Regions from separate parts of the Homo sapiens genome. Here region 1 is linked to region 2. A link is an interaction called in ENCODE POLR2A ChIA-PET data of the cell type or tissue named here. Cell type or tissue: HepG2. All regions are shown on one strand. Region 1 holds the start of IQCC (IQ motif containing C). Region 2 overlaps KPNA6 (karyopherin subunit alpha 6).

The links. Peaks named below come from ENCODE experiments on the same cell type or tissue, not always from the same donor. Only the 100,000 strongest peaks of a DNase experiment are listed, where the experiment ranks them.
Region 1: POLR2A ChIA-PET joins it to region 2 with 5 read pairs; 8 of 35 experiments call an interaction of 5 or more read pairs at or near these places.

Annotation. Positions count from the first base shown.
Region 1 is chr1:32,203,091-32,207,090 of GRCh38, reverse strand. CCDC28B (coiled-coil domain containing 28B) reads right to left here. Exons shown (of 6, transcript NM_024296.5): 3 at 3,046-3,212; 4 at 2,712-2,905; 5 at 2,471-2,493; 6 at 1,704-1,897. The coding sequence ends at 1,843. It overlaps IQCC (IQ motif containing C), which reads right to left and starts at 1,420. Exons shown (of 5, transcript NM_018134.3): 1 at 1,368-1,420; 2 at 794-937; 3 at 330-582; 4 at 1-89. The coding sequence starts at 1,409. RefSeq lists enhancers at 1,263-1,482, 1,932-2,433. In HepG2, a CTCF peak has its summit at 1,613; a DNase peak (open chromatin) is centred at 1,500; H3K4me3 peaks cover 1,479 bases.
Region 2 is chr1:32,150,669-32,154,668 of GRCh38, reverse strand. It overlaps KPNA6 (karyopherin subunit alpha 6), which reads right to left. Exons shown (of 14, transcript NM_012316.5): 2 at 1-81. Among named protein-coding and RNA genes, the nearest start is that of TXLNA, 27 kb to the left of the region's middle. In HepG2, no CTCF peak of the experiment used is centred here; no DNase peak of the experiment used is centred here.

The sequences.
Region 1 (4,000 bases), 52 kb before region 2:
CCACAGCAATTCCATGGCCAAGTGGCTGCGGTGGTACTGAAGCTCTTGAAGCTGAGGTTGGCTGTGGGGCAGTCTTTGATCTGTGGCTTCTGTGAAGGAGGGAAGAAAGGAAGGAGAAAACCTTGAGGGACCAGACCCTGGGAAATGGCCTAGCCTTAGACTTTGGAAACTCCCTCCCCTGCACTGCCCAACCATGTGGTGGCCCTATCCCGGCAGAGGGAAGACGGGAAAGGGATGCAGCTTATCTAGCGCAAGCCTTTCACTCTTCAGATGGGAGGCTGAGGCACAGTGAGGGTCAGGGGCTTGCCCTGATCTTTGCAGAGAGGTACCTGGATTCTCCATCCTTGTCGTGTCTCTGGTCTTCTCTTGGCTGGGTTTCCTGTTCTGCTTCATCTGAAGCCAGGAGCTGTGATCTCTGCAGAGGCTTCCTTGATTTGCTGAGCTCTCTCCTGACTTCTTCAGCACCATCTCCTCCCAGGTGGCCTCTCCCTCAGACTCTTCACATGGGAAGTGGTTCCACAGCCCCTGCTCTGGATTTGCTACCCTGTCTCCTGCTTTCCAGGTCTGATGGGATTTTGCCTTCTGAGAAACAAGAGAGATGTGAGAGCCCCAGGGCTAAACCCTTCCAAGTATCTGGGCACCATGATCTAGCAGACAAGTTGGTGAGGGTTAAGGAGTGGGGTGTGAGGAGGTGAGTCTACTGCCTCTTCCAGTGAGAAAAGCTTATCACTGGGAAGGGTGGGTTCCACCCTGCCCAAGTCCCTCCTTCCCTTCTCTCCTAGGTGTGTTCTACCTCTGGGAGGAATCGCGGCCTGGGAATGCGGCCCTCGGTCCACTGAAGCGTGCCCAGGTCGCCCTCGACCTCTCGTACAATCGCCTCATACTCAGCTCGCAGGCTCTGGAACTGGCGTCGGACCAAGAAGCCCCGGACGCAGGCCTGGTATGGAGAACGAGAGGAAAGAAGTCCCTTATCACGGTAAGAGAGGGGGCATCTCGGAGGACTGTCCTGAAGAGGTCGTCCCGGCGAATGCAAGAGGGGACCTGACGGCGGGGAAAGGATAGGTGGGCTGTGCGCTAGGGCTCCGGGGGGCTCGAGGGACGATGCCAGACTGGATGCCCCTCCTCGCCTTAAGGCTCTTCCCGTTTCCCTGATCCGGCGCGAGCGTGTGGTGGGAGTGGGGACGCGCAGGGCAGGGAGTCCGTGGGTCCCAGCTTTCCTCAGCGCGGTTGGGGACAGCCGGTATCTCCAGAGGTTGGCGCGCAGTTAGGGGACTGAACGTGGTAGCATCTCGCTGGGAGGTCCAGGTACGAGACCCCATGATTTCCCTAAAGGAAAAATCCTGTGAACCCCGCGCCCGCCCCCGCACCTGCAATGCAGACACCTTCCGAACCAGCAGCTCTGGCTCCATGGGCGCCAACTGCCAGGCCCGCCCGCGCGCCTGCGAAGTACGTCATTGGTCGGCGTCGCTCCTGAGCATGCGCGGGCGTGGGCTTTGCCCCAGCCGTTCCCACGGCAACCTCCTACCGTCCAGGGTAGAGGCGTCCTGGCGACAGGCGTACCTGCGTCCCCCCAGCCCCCGACTGCCCCTCCCACAGCCGCAAGGGGCACTCCAATCCCGCAGGCGGTACCTCCATAACCGAGGGCTGTCTCCGCGGAGACCGGGAGGAAAGGCGCAAGGAGGGGAAGCAGGACACGGAGCCGCTTGCTTTCTTTCTGGTTTAATTCCATTCAACGCCCCCCTCCCCCATAGCACCTGGGGGGCCGCAGAACACCCGCCCGAGTCTGTAAAAAGTCACAGTTTGAAGAGAATGAGAGGGGCAGTGTGGGCCTGCGTGGGACGCCTACGCAGCGGACTGCTCCTCAGGCTCGGCGTTCTCGGCCAGGTGCAGCTTCTGGCTGTGCCCGTCAAGGATCGTGGCGCTTTGGACCAGTCCTTCCTCCCACCCCGGTCTCCCATCTTGCACAGGTTTAGTTCCCTCACCTGTGCAAAGGGCCGGGGACGAGGGTCTCGGGCCGTCTGTGGACTGAGGTTGCAGTCCCCGCCTGCCCTCTCTCACCCCCTCTCTCTTCATCCAGATCGTGCAGGTCAGACACACTGGGGTGTGTGCGCGCGCACTCGCGCTGTTTCTGACTGAGGACCAGGTGAGGTGGTAGTGTAAATTAGTAAAAATAATTGTTCAATGCTGAAAGGATAGGAGGACATCGGACAAGCTTTGCTATGATTGATGTCAGCTAAAGTACTCACAAAGATTTTGATCAGTAGTAAAACATCCCCTACAACCACTTTTCTTCTAATTTTGGGGAAATTCTAAATTCCTGTACCTGGGTTTGGGCAGTCTGTGGCTAAATCTGACAGGACTGCAAGAGGTGGGGAAGTTGGTTGTGTGTGAATACTCCTGGAGGGCTGGAGAGGAGGAAACTGACCTCTCAGGAACACACACACATAGACGGGTTCCTTGGAAAGGATACATAGAATTACTGAGGTCTTCCAGCTGCCAACAAAGAGAAAAAGGGAGGCTTCTGTTAGGAGGGGAACCAGGCCAAATCCCCAATGCTCTGGGGGCTATCTTCTGGGGAGGTTGAGGGGCCCAGAGCTCTTGGATCCATGCACTCCCACCTTTTCACCCAGGGCCCAGGAATGGCTTTGGGAGTATGTACCTTCTCCACCCCTCATGCCCCCAGGAACCAAAGCACCCAGACATGAACCCACATTGCTAAGCAGCTGGTCCAGGTTACGGTCAGCCATTGTCTTCTTCTGCTCCTCTGGCAGCCCCTCAGTGACCCCATCCTCTTCCTCTTCATCGTCCTCCTCCTCCCCACACACATCCAGGCTGAAGTGCAGCCGGGCTAGCTTCTCCTGCATCTCCCGAACGTGCTCCAGCTGCTCAAAGGAGCATTCCTTCCCTGGAACGAAGCCCCTGTCTGAACCCTGGGAAAGAGTCCTGGAACCCTGGAACCCTGGAACCATGGTCCCAGCCATGCCCCATGGACTGGGCCCTACAGCCCTATCCACACACCCGCTGAAACCAGCCCCCAGGACTCACCGAAGGCCTGCAGCCGGCCAGAGTGGAAATCATTGAGCAGGTTCAGGAGTCCCCCCTCCATCTCATAGACATCAGTCACCTCGGTCAGGAAGGAGTGCTGCAGGGGCGTGCCTGCAGAGCCGCTTCCACCTCCAGCCAGGACTGGGCGGCACTTCTCTTTGCCTACTCTGGGTGGGGTGGACATGACCATGATCACAGGGTAGGGGGCAGTCAGGCACCTCCCGATCTTTTGTGCCATCTGCCTATGCACCAGTTTATCTGTCTATCTGCACTAACTCATCTGCCCATCTACTTACTAGCATAAATGGGTAACTTTATGGTTCCCCTTGGGCACTGGGAAGGGGTGAGGAGGCGTGAAGAGGTCAAAAAGAAGTCTTTTCTGCTAATAACACAGCCAGAGCAGTGCCTGAAAGGGGGTCCCTGGGTTCCTGTCTGAGTGCCTCACTCATTTGTTTTATGACCCTGAATGAGTCACTTATCCTCCCTAGTCTTCAGCGTATATAGAGACAGCTACTCCCTTATTGCCACCAGGGCTGTCTTACCTCCTCCCAAAATATCTTTCTGCCCCTCTTCTTTTTTTTTGTTTTTTGAGACAGAGTCTCGCTCTGTTGCCCAGGCTGGAGTGCAGTGGTGTGATCTCGGCTCACTGCAACCTCGCCTCCTGGGTTCAAGTGATTCTCTTGCCTCAGCCTCCCAAGTTGCTGGCATTATGGGCGCCTGCCACTATGCCCTGCTAATTTTTTTTACTTTTAGTAGAGTTGGGGTTTCACCGTGTTGGCCAGGCTGGTCTTGAACTCCTGACCTCAGGTCATCTGCCTGTCTTGGCCTTCCACAGTGCTAGGATTACAGGCCTGAGCCACTGCCCCTAGCCCTCTTCTTTTTTTTTAATTAAAAAAAAAATTTTTTTTTTGTTTGAGACAGAGTCTCACTGTCACACAGGCTGGAGTGCAGTGGC
Region 2 (4,000 bases):
GTCTCATTTCTTCAGGGTTTAGAGCATTGTTCTTATAGCTCTTCATTCGATAATTGTCTTTCCCTGGGCTCGCCATGGTCTCTAGAAGAAAAGATACACACTGCCAAAAACTCTTGAGAGGACAGCATTTCCTTTTCACTAGACTTCTATCCCTACCCACCCTTCACCCTCCCCTACTCTGGGGGGAATACAGCTCTCTGGGAGCTCTCAATAGCACCTGACATCTCTACCCACCCCCCAGCCCCAGTATCTTTTAATTACAATAAGCTTGCTAAACAGGTGGTATTAAAGCAATTGGTATAAGCTTAGTAGTTAAAAGTGTGGGCCCTAGAGACAGATTGTCTGGGTTCACATCCTGACCCTTCTACTTGTTAGCTGTGCAACCTTGGACAAGCTCCTGTAACTTTTATTGCTTCAGAATTTAATCTTTAATAAAACAGGAACACATCAGGCACAGTGGCTCCCACCCGTAATCCCAGGGGTCTGCAGACCATACTTTGAGAAATGCTGTTTTTTTTTTTTGAGACAGGGTCTCACTCTGTCACCCAGGCTGGAGTGCAGTGGCACGGTATCGACTCACTGCAACCTCTGCCTCCTGGGCTCACGTGATTCTCCTGCCTCAGCCTTCCGAGTAGCTGGGATTACAGGCGCACACCACCACAACTGGTTAATTTTTATATTTTTAGTAGAGACGGGGTCTCACCATGTTGGCCAGGCTGGTCTCAAACTCCTGACCTCAGGTGATCCACCTGCCTTGGCCTCCCAAAGTGCTGGGACTATAGGCATGAGCAACCACGTCCAGCCAAGAACTGCTGTTCTAAGCAGTGAATTACTCAGTTGTAGGTAAATAAATGTTAACTTGACCAGCTAGTGCCAAAGTTGTCTTCCATAGTACTGCCACTGACAAATATCTTGACCAATACTTTTGACAATCTACTGGGTGTCATAAAGTATTTCACAGAGATGATTATTTGCATATCCCAGATTACTAATGAGGTTAGATTTCATGTTGTTATTAGCTATATGTTTCCCCTTCTGTGAAAAATGTTTGTTTCTGTATTTTTAAATATTTTTCTTCTTTTTTTTTTTTTTTTTTTGAGACAGAGTTTCACTTTTGTTGCCCAGGCTGGAGTGCAATGGCACCATCTTGACTCACTGCAACCTATGCCACCCAGATTCAAATGATTCTCCTGCCTCACCCTCCTGAGTAGCTGGGACTACAGGTGCCTGCCACCACGCCTAATACGGCTAATTTTTGTATTTTTAGTAGAGACGGGGTTTCACCATGTTGGCCAGGCTGATCTCGAACTCCTGACCTCAGGTGAACTGCCTGCCTCGGCCTCCCAAAGTGCTGGGATTACAGGCATGAGCCACTGCGCCTGGCCTGTTCACGTTCTTTTAAATCAGTTATCTGTGACTGTGTACTTTCTTCATCCTTAATATTGTCTTATTTGTGCCCTCTTTTGTTCCTGAGAACCTTTACCAGAGACTTGACTATTTTTATTTTAGTCTTTTGCAAGATCCAAGTTTTAGCTTCATTGAGTCTTCTCTACTATATGATTTCTATCCCCTTTCTACATTTTTTCTAATTTAAGTTGTATATCTAAGTAATTAAATGTTCACACTATACTTTTTTTTTTTTTTTTTTTTTTGAGATGGAGTCTCACTCTGTCACCCAGGCTGGAGTGCAGTGGCGCGATCTTGGCTCACTGCAACCCTCCGCCTCCTGGGTTCATGTGATTCTCCTGCCTCAGCCTCCCAAGCAGCTGGGATTGCAGGTGTGCACGCAGGGCTAATTTTTTTTATTTTTATTTTTATTTTTTTTAGACAGAGTCTCCCTCTGTTGCCCAGGCTGGAGTGCAATGGCGCCATCTCGGCTCACTGCAAGCTCCGCCTCCTGGGTTCACGCCATTTTCCTGCCTCAGCCTCCCGAGTAGCTGGGACTACAGGCGCCCGCCACCACGTCTGGCTAATTTTTTCTATTTTTAGTAGAGATGGGGTTTCACCATGTTAGCCAGGATGGTCTTGATCTCTTGACCTCGTGATCCACCTGCCTCGGCCTCCCAAAGTGCTGGGATTACAGGTGTGAGCCACCGTGCCTGGCCCCACACTATACTTCTATATTACCTTTCTAAGGCTTATAAATTTCCTTCAAATTAATATTTGTATTGTAATTCAGTCCTAAATATCTAATTACTTTTGATTTATTCAATTTACATAAGTGTCCCATGTGTGCTTGAGAAGAATCTGTATTCTTAAATTATTGTGCATGGCTTTCTGAATATCATGTCCATTAAATTAAGTTGTCATCATGTTGTTCTTTATTTATTCATTATTTTTTGAGATAGGGCCTCCCTCTATTGCCTAGGCTGGAGTGCAGTGCACGATCACAGCTCACCACAGCCTCAACTTCCAGGGCTAAAACAATTCTCTTGCCTTAGCCTGAGTAGCTGGGACTACAGGCTCGTACTACCATGAGTGGCTAATCTTTACGTTTTTTTTGTAGAGATGGGGGTCTCACTATATCGTCTAGGCTGGTCTTGAACTCCTGTCCTCAACAATCCCCCTGCCTCAGCCTCCCAAAGTGCTGGGATTATAGGCATGAGCCACCATGCCCATCATGTTGTTCAAATCTTCTATTAATGTTTCACTTCACTAATGTTTTCCTTATTGATAGTGAATGTAGCCATTTTACCCCGTAGTTTAATTTTGCTTTATGTATTTTAATACTATTTCATTAGAAGCATACAAATTTAGAACTGTTGTATCTTGACTGTGAATAGAAGTTTGTTATAAAGTGAGCCAAATTATTCCTTAACAATGCCCTTTGTTGCCCTTTTTCTTTTGTTGGATATTAATATAGTTATCACTTCCACTTCCAGCCATGATGGAATAAGAGGGATAGGATTTCCCCTGTTGCTATAAACTGTTTCAGACATCGGGCAACAGCAATGCAGAATTGTGATTCTCCAAGAGGGAAACGAATTAAGTGAGCTCTACTTGTCTCCTTGGCTTTCTGCCCAGAGGCACATTCTATAGCAGAAGAGGGGTCCCAAACAGCACCACGGAAATCTCACCAGTGGAGGAGAGACTAGAGACTTCAGTGAGACTGAGGTGGCTGAAAACACTGAGACAGCATTCCAGCGAGGAGAGAAATAGGCAGAAAAAAAAAATTGGGAAATCTGTTTGGGGTTCCCTAAATCTTTGCTGAAGACTAAGGATGCATACATGCTGGGTGAAGCTCCATGAGTCACACAAAGGGCAACTGAGAAGCTGTATGTAAGCTCAGCAGTTCCCAGAGCTCGCACAGGGCTGAGAGACTTTAGACAAATCTGAATGGGGATTTCTCCCTGATCACTTAGGGCATAGTAGAGACCCTAAGAAGGGCTATGGCTTAGTAGTGGGATTAAACTATTCCCAGAAAAGGCTACTCATGAAGCTTAAAAACGAGCCTTACACTGCTAAAACAGAACACCTATAAAACGCCCTACATCCTTTAAAAAAAAGACAACAAAATCCAGACACTAAAAACAAAATTCACAATGCTTGGAATCCAATTAAAAATTATGGGCCAGAGCCAGGCATGGTGGCTCATGCCTATAAATCTCAGCACTTTGGAAGGCTGAGGTGGGAGGATAGCTTGAAGAACCTAGGAGTTCTTCAAGGCTGCAGTGAGCTATGACTGCACCGCTGTACTCCAGCCTGGGCAACAGAGTGAGACCCTGTCTCTAAAAAACAAAAACAGCCGGGGCGTGGTGGCTCACGGCTGTAATCCCAGCACTTTGGGAGGCCGAGGTGGGCGGACCACGAGGTCAAGAGATTGAGACCATCCTGGCCAACATGGTGAAACCTCGTTTCTACTAAAAATACAAAAATTAGCTGAGCTTGGTGGCACGCACCTGTAGTCCCAGCTACTCGGGAGGCTGAGGCAGGAGAATCACTTGAACCAGGGAGGTGGAAGTTGCAGTGAGCAGAGATCATGCTACTGCACTCCAGCCTG